3 separate regions of the Homo sapiens genome follow, and all the other regions are linked to region 1. A link is an interaction called in ENCODE POLR2A ChIA-PET data of the cell type or tissue named here. Cell type or tissue: A673. All regions are shown on one strand.

Evidence for each region. ChIA-PET counts read pairs that join two places held together with the same protein. Peaks named below come from ENCODE experiments on the same cell type or tissue, not always from the same donor. Only the 100,000 strongest peaks of a DNase experiment are listed, where the experiment ranks them.
Region 2: POLR2A ChIA-PET joins it to region 1 with 7 read pairs; 2 of 35 experiments call an interaction of 5 or more read pairs at or near these places.
Region 3: POLR2A ChIA-PET joins it to region 1 with 6 read pairs; 3 of 35 experiments call an interaction of 5 or more read pairs at or near these places.

The regions. Positions count from the first base shown.
Region 1 is chr1:59,729,136-59,733,135 of GRCh38, forward strand. The region is part of intron 14 of FGGY (FGGY carbohydrate kinase domain containing); the gene reads left to right. Among named protein-coding and RNA genes, the nearest start is that of MIR4711, 2.2 kb to the right of the region's middle. RefSeq lists an enhancer at 1,782-2,076. In A673, no CTCF peak of the experiment used is centred here; a DNase peak (open chromatin) is centred at 1,936.
Region 2 is chr1:58,708,643-58,712,642 of GRCh38, forward strand. No RefSeq gene overlaps it. Among named protein-coding and RNA genes, the nearest start is that of MYSM1, 11 kb to the left of the region's middle. In A673, no CTCF peak of the experiment used is centred here; no DNase peak of the experiment used is centred here.
Region 3 is chr1:59,039,148-59,043,147 of GRCh38, forward strand. All of the region lies in intron 2 of LINC01358 (long intergenic non-protein coding RNA 1358), which reads left to right. Among named protein-coding and RNA genes, the nearest start is that of LINC01358, 21 kb to the left of the region's middle. In A673, no CTCF peak of the experiment used is centred here; a DNase peak (open chromatin) is centred at 1,754.

The DNA.
Region 1 (4,000 bases):
TCCTTGTCCTTGTTAAGGCCATCAAAGGCCTTCTTTGTTTCTGTTGGTCTTTTTATTATTATTATCATTATTATTATTATTAGGATTTCTTTTAGATACTTTTTTAGCATTTTCGTCTCTCGTTACATTGTCCGTTTGTGCATAGTGTTTACTTTTTCTATTAGAACACTTATTAATCATAGTTGCATTAAATTATCTGATAATTCTAACATTTGTGTTATATCTGAGTTGGGTTCTGATTCTTGCTTTCTCTCTTTGGACTGTGTTTTTCTTGCCTTTTAGCATGCCTTTTAATATTTTGTTGAAACATGGATATGATGTATCTGGTAATAGGAACTGAGACAAATAGGTCTATATGTGACATTTTGTGTTAGAAATTGAACTGTGTTTAATGTTTGTTATAGTTGTACATGCCAGAGGCCTCACATTCTTCTATTGTCCTTATTTTTTCATCCCCACTATTGTCTTTGGCGTCCCTAAGATCTCCTCCTTAGATAGAGTCTATGTCTTGCTGCTCTTTGAGCTGTAATTCACTAATATTATACTGGGGTCATGTCGATGTGGTTTTAAGGTATGGGGAAGGAAAAGCATTCTATAATCTTTTGATTATATCTGTCTTTTAGTGGGACTATGTCCCTGAGCTATGACCTTCATAGATGTTCTTAGGCCCCTACTCCTTTAGGTGAGACAGAAGGCTTGCAGGCACTAGAGTTGAAGAGATGTCCTTCCCCTGTGTGCAATAGGCTTTTGTAAAGTCTCTTCCTCTTAAAAGGTCTTTATTATGGAGAACTCTGTGTTATGGAAAAACACTGTAAAAAATATTTTACAGTGTTTACGCTTTCCCTCCCCCTGCCAGAGCCAAGAGGGGATCATTCTTGACTCTTTGGATTCCTGGAGGTAAAACCGATGAAAGTGTGGGCCCCCTTCCACTAAGACTGTTACCCTCAGGAGTTGCTCGCTTTCCTATTAGTCCACACTCAGCCCCCAACACTTCAAATTACCACTGAAGTGTCCCTACCAGTTTATGACTCCAGCAGCTGCTCCTCCAAGTAAGATCTCAGCTGTGACTGTCTGGGTTGTCCTTTCTCTTCAGATTTCAGGGTGATAGTTTGTCCTGTAACCTCAGTTCTCTTATGGATCCAACAAAAATCACTGATTTGCAGTTTCTTAGCTTTTTTTTTTTTTTTTGGAGTAAGGATGGGATAAATGACTTAGACAGTTTTTACATGTTGGAGCTATAACCACAAGTCTCTACATGTCTTTAATGTACTTGCTGACTTTCCCTACTGGAATGTAAGCTTATGAAAGCAGGGGCCATGTCTGTTTTATTCATAGCTACAGCTTCAGTAGCCAGAATAGCACCTGACTCAAAGTAAGCGGGCCAATAAATAGTTGCTAATAGACTAATTAATCTCTTGGCAGTCATTGAGCATATTGTTATACCAGGCACTGTGCTTAGTGTGGAAAGACATCAGGTGCCTACATTATTACAGTGGTGTGGGGGCAGGGCATGGTGGACATACAACTAAAATAACAATAAACCACAGATCAGAGAATAGGGAAGTTTTAAAGCACTGAGGACACATACCTCATCTAGCCCAAGCAAGAGGGAGGTAGAGGTAAAGCATTGCCAGAGAAGAAAACCATCACCTGAGTTGAGTTGTAAACAATGAGTAGCTGTTAGCCTGTATAGTGGAGAGGGACCCAGCCAAGGAGACAGCACAGACCTGTCAAAGTCCATGTCGGACAACATGCAAAGTGATTTACTTAACCCACCTCATGAACGTTTAGTAGCCCACGCAAGGCAGGCCCCTGTTAACTCACAGGTCAGGAAACTGAGCCTCAGACAGTTTAAGTGACTCGACAAAATGTCACCAATGCTGAGTGATGGAGCAAGTCGGCTTGAGGCCAAGGTCCATTTTCTCCCTGCTACAAAGATGACTAAGCACGACTCAGAGTCTGGTGGAGGAGCAGAACACATAAACAGTCTTTGATGATACCCATGCTCTTTTGAATTTGCTCTATTGTTGTTCATTTTCTTTAAGATTTCAGCCCTAGAAGTAGCAAGCTGAAAATCAGGGCTGCTTTGCAAATGCCCACAAACCACTGAGGGGAGTTTTGTCAAAGAAGGCGGGAAAGAAAAATAAATGTGGGCTTCTGCTCTTTAAACCTCAGCCCAGTGAGGCAGACTTTCCCGGAATACTTCAGGCCTCTTCAAAGGCCTATTGTGGAAAGTGTCCAGATGTGCGTGGAAAACCTCACTGGGAAGCTTCCCGGTGAAGAGGCCTTTTAAGCATGAACCGAGATGAAGGAAGCTGACGCCATGAGTCCTATCAGGTGGCCTTTTTTCTGAAGGAGCCCAGATTTTCCCCTAACCTTAAGAAGGTTGTAGGGGGTTGGGTGATTAGCCAGTTCGTATTCCTTTGATTACAGGAAGCAGTGGGGTTAGTTGTTTTTTGTTGTTGTCTTTCCTTTTTTTGCTGAAGTGAGAAGAGGAGATGGGGGTGGGGGGCATTCTCCATATGATTTATCTACCTGTAAGTTGTTAGTGACAGTCTGGTCATTCCTCCAGCATACCTTGTGAGGGCCAGGAGGGATTTCTGGATTGGATAAAGTTGAGGCACTGAGTAAGTCCTGCTAGTTTCTATGATGATGCCTCTGAGTGTTCTAAGAGTCAGAATCCCCTGGAATCTGGCTCTGATCCCCTGCTCCGAATCCCTGTTTAAGCTCTCTTCCCAATGCCCTGTTTATCCTAGGTTTGAGGCCCCATCTTCCTCTTGCTAGATACAGTTAAGCCAGAGAGACCCAGATTTAAATCCTGCTCTCTCATTAGCTGTGTCATCTTGCACAGAGTAGCATCAGCCTCACCGAGCCTCAGTTTCCTCATCTGTAAAATGGAGGTAATACCAGTCCCGTCATCATCCAGTTGCTGTGAGGATTAAATGAATTGCTGAGTTGCCGCACACAAAGCATCTGGTCCAGTTCCTGGCACAGAGTGAGGGTTCAGTTTATTTTCATTCCTTTTCTCTTTAATCCAGTTGTACAAAGAGGCAGAGCTGTCCCATTTGACCAGAGAATTTTACTTCTGTAGCTCTTTAAATTCTCTCCCCGCCATGTACATATGGGCTTAGCTAAGTATTTTGAGATCACAGTGTATTTAGGGGAAAGTCCTTTTGGCTACAGCTAAAATTAGGCCTCTCTTGTGCTCCTCTGTTTACCACCCCCCTTCCTATTTTAACTAATTAGAGGCATTGACACTAAGAAACACTTAAGAAAAGTTGGAAGAACAGCTGGGAGTTGTTCTAGATACAAGCAGCTGCTCCCTGTCAGCATGCAGGCACAGAAAAGGATGATCCTGAATGGGGAAGTGCAGGGAGGGCACCTCAGAGATGAAGATGAGGAATGGCAAAGTCTGTCTATGTTGTGGCAAACTGAGCAGGGTGGAGTTCTTATCACTCTGTCCTCTACCTTCTGCTGAGAGAAAAGGGGGGTCAGAGATACCAAAGCAGATAGAGGAAAGGGGGGCAAGAAAGGGGAAGGGAAGGAAGGTATTCAGGAGCTTAGCTAGTTGGTTAGTTGATTACTTTATGCAGACCACTGTCGCCCCCACCTAGACCACTGCGGTATCTCCTAACTGGTCTCATGCTGCCGGCTGCTTTCCTGCTGGAACCAGAGACGTCACAGGAACATGCAATTCTTGCACCCTGAAATCCCCGCGACGAGCTTCCACCATGGAATTTAGACAGAATTCCAAAACCCATCACATGGCCCCCGAGTACCTGGATGCACCTTCCCCCTGTTCCCCGTAATTGTTACTGCTCAGTCCTGCTGGCTTCTGTTCATTCGCTCTGCTTCAAAGGACTTTCTCTCCTGGAGCCAGATTGCCTGAGTTTAATCCAGGTTTCCCTACTCGCTACTACTACTTACAGGCCTCTCCATCTCCCTTCCAGCCTTAAACACCTACTGAGCTCCCCTGGAATTCCCTGTCCACGTCCTACAC
Region 2 (4,000 bases), 1.0 Mb before region 1:
TTTTACTAATTTTGTACACAGAACCAAGGGCAAAATGCCAAATCCAAGTGAGGTACCTCCACAGTTTAACATTATGTTAAAAGGAACGTTTTCAGATGATCATACATTTTTCTCATCAAAATGAACTTTTTATTCCTAGTCCCCTTAAAAAGAGAATTGTATATTTAAAAATACATAACACTTACATAGGAAAGAACATTTTTATGCTTTATGGTACTCTGCTTTCCTGCAAACTGAATTAATGTCAGAATAATTTTAGACTGGAAGAGGAGGAAGAAGAGTTATAAACAGAAAGGGAGGGTCAGGGCTAATATGATCACCTGTCCTATCCCAGATATTGTGTAAGGCAGAATCTTCCTTGGACCTCCCAGGAATCCTGCCAAGTAAGTAGTATTGCCCCCATTTTAGAGGTGAGGATAACAAGAGTCAGAGAGTTACCACAGCTGGTAACTATCAGAGCTGGGACTCCTACCCAAGTCTTTCTGACTCTACATTTACTGTATTATATTTTCATACTACAACAGAAAGAATATGGTATTTTGCAATATTATGTGAGCTGGTATTTTCTCATTTTGTTTAAGAATAAATTATAAGTGGACAATTTTCTGACTTGTTCAAGGTGCTTCATCTAGAAATAAGTAGAAAGTATATTTTAAAGGTTGGAACTTTGTCTTCAGTTTTACAAGTTCCTTTTCTGCCACCATCAATACATTCTATTTCCTTTGTTGATCCTAAAACAAAATTAACAGGAGATGTCATACTGTAAATCCTCATGGATGTTGTTAGAGGAACATTCAGTCAATAAAGGGTCTGTCTCATATTTCTACTACATTATGTTTGAATCCATTGGGAAGGCTGCCTATTTATTTCTTGTTTTCTCCCATTTTGAGTAAAAAAAAAAAAGATCACTGTATTTTTATTGAAAAAGGAAAGTATAATTGCAATATTAATCCATAAAAAGCTGGCATGTTAGCATTCATGCTAATTAGCTCAGATTTGTAACATGCTTTCAAAGCAGGAAGTGTCATACAACTGCTCCTAATGTTATTATTATGTTATGATCCAAACTGTCAGCTAAATGATTGCCAGGGATTCAAAGAGTTTCCATTTTAAAAATACAATAGCTAGTGGGCAGGGAGGAAAACCACTTTATCTATATAGAGGTGAGATAATAGATGGATGCAGACATAAACTTATGGGTTACACTTGGCAGGCATTGGGTATGGCTTGAATTGTTCCAGGAAAGCAAGCTGCATTTTATTTTCTTTTCCCTCCCCAATTCCCTGAAATCACATAAGGTAGCTACTGAAAAAGCTGTTCTCAATATGTTGTAAGGAAAGTCTGCCAATGCACTTCTTACATTTTAATTACAGTAATGCTATATCCATCTGACATTATCTGAAAGGGAAAGAAGGAATGCCAGCATTAATGAGCTCCTACTGTGTGCCAGGCATTTTACATACATTATTTCTTTCCAGCCAGACAACAGCCCTTTGAAGTAGATATTGTTATTTCCGTTTACAGATGTGGTAACCGAGGCTCAGAATAGTTAAGCAATTTACCCAAGGTAATGTAACTTATCATCTTTTCAATTACATCATGCAGTCTTAGGTTAGGTACCAACAGCATCATTCAGACTTACACCTTTTCTTCTCAGCGACCCCCGTGGAAAAATTATACCTCTTTCCCAATAGCTCCAGGTGGATGGGTATGGTTGACCAGGCCTGGATCTCATGCCATTCCTGATGCCAGATGGACTCAGTTCCACGAGGGCCACCTGAAAAAAGAAGGAATGGTAGCTTCCTAAGCAAAATAAGAGGGCTATTTTCAGAGAGGAGAAAAGGATGTCAGGCAGGCAGAATGACAGATGCCCACTAGACTGTTCTGTGTTGTATAATTCCCCTGTGTTCCCCCAAGCCTTTAGTGCAATCTATTAACCACTGCAGACTCATGTTAGTGTTACATCGGGCAAATTACTCAACCTCTTTAGACTTCTGATGGTTAAATGACCTATAAAATTATCTCTTCCAGGAGTAAAATTCTTTGATCATGTTTTTATTCATTTCACAGACATTTATTGAACATTGTTATAGGCAAAGCAGAAGAATGGGTGTGTGGGAATGCACATGGGTTTATATATGGTTGGCTGGTTAGTTAAGCATGAACTACCATCAAAATATACCCTCTGCCTGACATCCCTACCACTTCCCCTACTCGCAGCCCATCCCCATTCACAGGGCTTCCTCCCTCCTGCTAAAAGTGCTGGTTCTGACTCAGCTCTGGCCTACTGTTGCCATTCTGGAACTCTGGCTCAGAGTTGCTGGATCTTCTGAGTTTTTTAAGAGAAGTCAGAAATAAAGATTAATTTGTGAAAACCAGTTTAAATTTTTTAAAGACATTGTTGAATCAAACAAACACTTAAATGGGCTACATCTGACCTGCAGTTTGTGCCGATTGGTCTGTGTCCTTCTCTCATTCCACAGGTAATGCTTCAGTGTTCTTATTTTCTGATAGATCTGTCTGGCCCACAGTTACCAGCTTCTTCTTTTTTTTTTTTTTTTTTTTTTTTTTTTTGAGACAGTCTCACTGTGTCACTCAGGCTGGAATGCAGTGGTGCAATCTTGACTCAGTGCAAACTCCACCTCCCGTGTTCAAGTGATTCTCCTGTCTCGGCCTCCCAAGTAGCTGGGTTACAGGTGCCTGCCACCAAGCCCAGCTAATTTTTGTATTTTTAGTAGAGACAGAGGTTTGCCATGTTGGTCAGGCTGGTCTCAAACTCCTGACCTCAGGTGATCCACCTGCCTCGGCCTCCCAAAGTGTTGGGATTACAGGCGTGAGCCACCACACCCAGCCATGAGCTTCTTAAGGGCAGGGAACACTCCTCTGTTCATTGTATCCACAGCACCTAGCACGACACACAGTAGGCACTTAATAATTGTTTGTTGAATGAGTGAAGGAATCAACTGGAAAGAATAAGGCCAGGATTTAAAAAATTAAAAACAGAAACCTTACTTTATAAACACACAATCAATGGATACTTTAGATGAGAAAAACTATGGATAGATAAGATTTTAAAAGCAACTGACAGCTTACACCCATTAGAATGGCTACTCTCAAAAAAACCAAAAAAAAAAAAACAAGTGTTGGATAGACTGTGAAGAGATTACAACTTTTGTGCATTAGTGGCAATATAAAATAATGCAGCTACTATGGAAAATAGTATCGTGGTTCCTCAAAAAAATTAAAAATAGAATTACCATATAATCCAGCAATTCCACTTCTGGGTATATGTCCAAAAAATTGAAAGCAAGAACTTAAAGAGATATTTGTGCACCAGTGTTCACAGCAGCATTATTCACAATAGCCAAAAGGTGGAAGCAATCCAATTATCTCTTAATGGATGAAGGGATAAACAAAATGTGGCATATACATACAATGGAATATTATTTAGTCTTAAAAGGAAAGGGAATTCTGACATATGCTTCAATGTGAATAAACCCTGAGAACATTGTGCTAAGTGAAACAGCACAATCACAAAAGGACAAGTAACGTGTGGTTCCACTTATATAAGCTACCTAGTGTTGTCAAACTCCTAGAGACAGAAAACAGAATTATGGTTCAGGGGCAGGAGTAGAGAGAAATGGGGAGTTAGTTTTAATGGTTACAGAGCTTCAGTTTTGTAAGATGAAAAGAATCCTGTGGATGATGGTGATGGTAGCATAACAATGTGACTGTGCTTAATGCCGCTGAACTGTATACTTAAAATGGATAAAGCTGATACATTTTATGTTATGGCTATTTTATCATAATTAAAAACAAGTAAAAATAAAGACAAGAAATTGGAGCATGATTTTGATAAAAATACAAAACCTCACAGAGAAGGGGAAAATTGTTAACATAAATAGAGTCCCAAAGCCCCTTCCCATTAATGAGGGAGAGATCTATGAAGTTCTAGTGCCTGTTTAGAGTCTCTACTTTTGGGGGAAATGAAGGGCGACAG
Region 3 (4,000 bases), 690 kb before region 1:
GCCTAAGGGCACTTGCACCTTGCTTCTCTTCTTCACCTGGAACACACTTCCCTCAGACAGCCACATGGCTTGCTCCCTCATTTAATCCCCCTGCTCAAACTGTGGTCATTCCCCTGACCACACTCTACATAAATTGTCTATCCTCTCCTTTCCTTCCCTCCTCATCTCCCCACTGAATTTTCCTCCACGACACATCAACAGCTGACATATGTAGTACATTTTTGTTTGTTGTTCAGCTCCCCTCATCAGAATGTAAACCTCATAAGCTTATAGTCTAGTGAAAAAATCTGTTTCATGTGACAACTAGTAGGTGCTCAATAAATAGTCAATGAATGAATGCATAGGAGGCAACTGGAAAAGCAGGGAGTGTCCAAAATAGTATGGGATTCAGAGACCATTTCCAATAACAATTATTGGAGGGAAATTCGACTTGGAAGGCAGCACTAATTTGTAGAACAAGGAAGGGAGTCATGAGGACTGACTTCAACTGCTTGAAGAGCTGACATACGGAGTAGGAGCAGACTCACTCTGCATTTTTCATAAAGTAAAACTCCTAAGTAGTTTTCCAGGCCAACAAAGTGGGTGTGGCAGGCATTCAAGACACAGAGAATCATATGAGCCCTGCGTCGAGGCTGAGATTTGGAAAGACGTGGCTTGTATGTTAAATACCAAATTAGTCATATGCAGCTGGAGGGGAGTGGTGGTCCATGAGGTCAGAAAGATAAACTGGATGGGCTTTTATTGCATTCATTTATTAATTCATGAAAGTATCAAATGCTCTACATTTAATTAGCACATATTATCTCCCAGGCTCTGTGCTAGGTCCTGGGGATATAAAGCCTGTAATTTAGAAATCCTGTCATTGAAAGATAAGAATGAACATTTGTCAAGGCCTTAAAGGTCTCTGTATATAATAGGTACTCAAAAAAAAAAAAACTGGATCCCTGAATGCTGGTGTCTGAGTCCATTTGGCTACTATAACAAAATACCTTAGACTAGGTAATTTATAAACAATAGAAATTCATTACTCACAGTTCTAGCAAATGGAAAGTCCCAGATCACGGACTTTATAAAGGTGTCAGCAATTCAATGTCTGGTGAGAGCTCTCCACTTCATAGATTCATAGGGAGCTTCATAGCGCTCTCTACTTCATAGATTGCACCCTCTTACTGGGTCATCACATGGTGGTGGAAAACAAGCCTCTTTCTATGAGGCCATTAATCCCATTGATGAGAGCAGAGTCGTCATGACCCTATCACCTCCCAAAGGCCCTGCATCTTAATACTATCACCTTAGGAGTTAAGTTTCAACCTATGAATTTTTGGGGTGGAGGGCACGCCAACATTCGAAGTATAGCAGGAGGCTATGTTTTTCTAGTTAATAATCATATTAATCCTATGAGGCAAATATAATTATGCCTGTTTTAGAGGTAAGGAAACTAAGATTTAGTTTTCTGACTTCATATAACTCATATGATTCTGGGCCATGCTATAAATCTAGCTCTGTCTCACATCAAAGTTTTTGGGTTTTTCCCCGCCCCACTATGTCCTCTTGTCTCCTCAAAACAGCTCAAACTCTTAGAAATAACTTCCTAGACCAGAGAAGTAAAAACAGGAGGGATGGATCCACTCTACTCATACAGGAAGGTTTTGAGTGGGAGCCTTAAAGGATGAGTCTCTTTAATCTCCCTGGCCCAGTAGTTACCAGAATTGCCTTGCTATCAATCCCTGGGGAGCAATAGGCACTGTTGTTAAGTGTGCCAGCCTTGGGTTGCACAGTCTGGAATTTGAATACGAGTTTTCCCCTTGATTAGCTATATGACCCTGGGCATATCACTTAATCTTGTTAAACCTCAATCTTCTCATTCTTAAAATGAGGACTAAAAATTATACCTCTGGGGTGCCCCTGTGGCTCACATTTGTAATTTGAGCACTTTGGGAGGCCAAGACAGGAGGATTGCTTGAGCCCAGGAATTCAAGGCTACAGTGAGCCATTACTGCACTCTAGCCTGGGCAACAGAGCAAGACTCTATCTCAAAAAAAAAAAAATTACACCTCTAATAGAAGATCACTATGAAATTAAATTGGATAAATCATGCAGAATATGTAGCAAAATTTCTGGCACAAAATAAATGATCAATGACTCTTAGCCATGGGATGAAGAAGATAATGGTGATGAGGATATTCTGGCTCCAGGTGACAAAGTCAAGGACATGTCTGGCTGATAAAGTCAGTTTAGCAGCTTCCATTAAGAAGTTATTCAGAAAAAAAGCTGGGACCCTGTCCTTTACAATCCCACAGTGAAATGTACTGTACTTAAGGAAGGGCAAGGAGGAAGGAGAAGTTCCTATCCACACCACAAAGCTAAAAAACCCAAGAAGAGTTTGGTTTTGCTCTGTTCTCAGTCCTTTTTAACTGAGTTTTCCTTTTTAAAAAAATACTATGGCCTTTGCCTGAGGCCTAATCAGGATGCCTATAAATGTGCATATTTATGGATGTTAGTATAATACACCTTAAAAAGTTCCCTTTGCTTTCAGATGCTGGTCTGCATTTTGTGCATGTCTCAGCTATGTGCTGGGTGGCTGCTACAATATTTCTGCTGAGGCAGGCAGAGTACACCCACCCAAATGCATTTCATCTAAATGTAGTTTGGTCTGGGACATCTTGGTAATCAGGGAAGACAAAGCAGATTAAAATCATGTGAGAGGCCACTTTCCCAGCGAGCTCAAACATGCTCTGCTGATAGAAACCACTCCACACAGGGCATGGGGGTGTGACTTTGTGGGGAAGAGGGGGAGGTGGAAGGATTGGGGTCAGGTTGTGACAAGGAGATGAAGGTTTGTTCCAGCCAAGGGGTCTGTCTGGGATGCCAGCCATGAGGAAAGCAAGCTTCAGCACAGATGTCTGTGATGTGGAGTAACCCCACGTATATTTCAAAACAGATTTCCTGGGGGAAATTTTTTGGGAATTCACAATATGTTGTTAAAACCAGGCAATCCTTTGAGGTTTGTTATTCTTCTTCTAGGACTCTGTAATATTCACCGGCAGGAAAACCCAAGGGAATGACTACTATGACATCTGATGGTGAGAAGGCGGCGTTGGTTGAGGGGAGTGAATGGGTTATATCTATTGAAAATCTACTATGGGTTTTTCTTCTTTTTTCTCTGATTATCACAGAAGAGGTTACTAAGTTTCAGAAAGAAGCAGGAATTAGTGCTTGGAGACCCAAACATCCTAGAAGGACCCTGGAGATCCTTTGTGAAGTTGAGAAGGAGGGAGATTATTGTTTAAGGTAGCTTCTGAGTTGTGCGCCAGGCATTGGAAACTAAGCCAAGGACACAGCCAGCCAGTGAGCAAGGCCTTCTCCAGATCATTCCGGGGAGTTCTGCTCCAGTTTAGAGGGCTGTTCCAGGTTCCCTCAGTGGTGATTTTGGAGGCTTCAAAGGACTTCCCAGTAGAGATGAGCAAAGAGAGGTCATCCCCATTCCCTTGAAACTGATTCAGCCAAGCCTTTCATGTCAACCTTCTGCACCAGTTGAGCAAAGCAGTAATCACACCCATTCAAGTCTTCTAAAGGGAAAGAAATCACCATCACTTGTCCTTATTCTGTTGCACTGGAAATAGATTTGTCAGATAAGATATAGGATACCCAGTTAAATTTGAATTTCAGATAAATGATAAAACTTTTTTGGAATAAGTGTGTCCCACATGTTGCATGGGACACACAAACTTGATCTGAAATTCAAATGTGACCAGATGTCCTGTACTTTTATTTGCCAAATCTGACAATTCCTTCCACAAGTCACTAGAAACATCTCATAATTGTGCCCCCCTGCAGGTGGTAAGAGGTACCATGTCATAGCACAACCTGCAAAAAGTGGTTAATGATAGAACATGCCACTGAGGGGTAGTGAGCCTCTTGTCACAGAGAGCTTACCTGGCTGTTTTCATACCTTCCCTGCACTTTTAATCCCTCACTCCTCAGCTCCTAGGGATAAGGA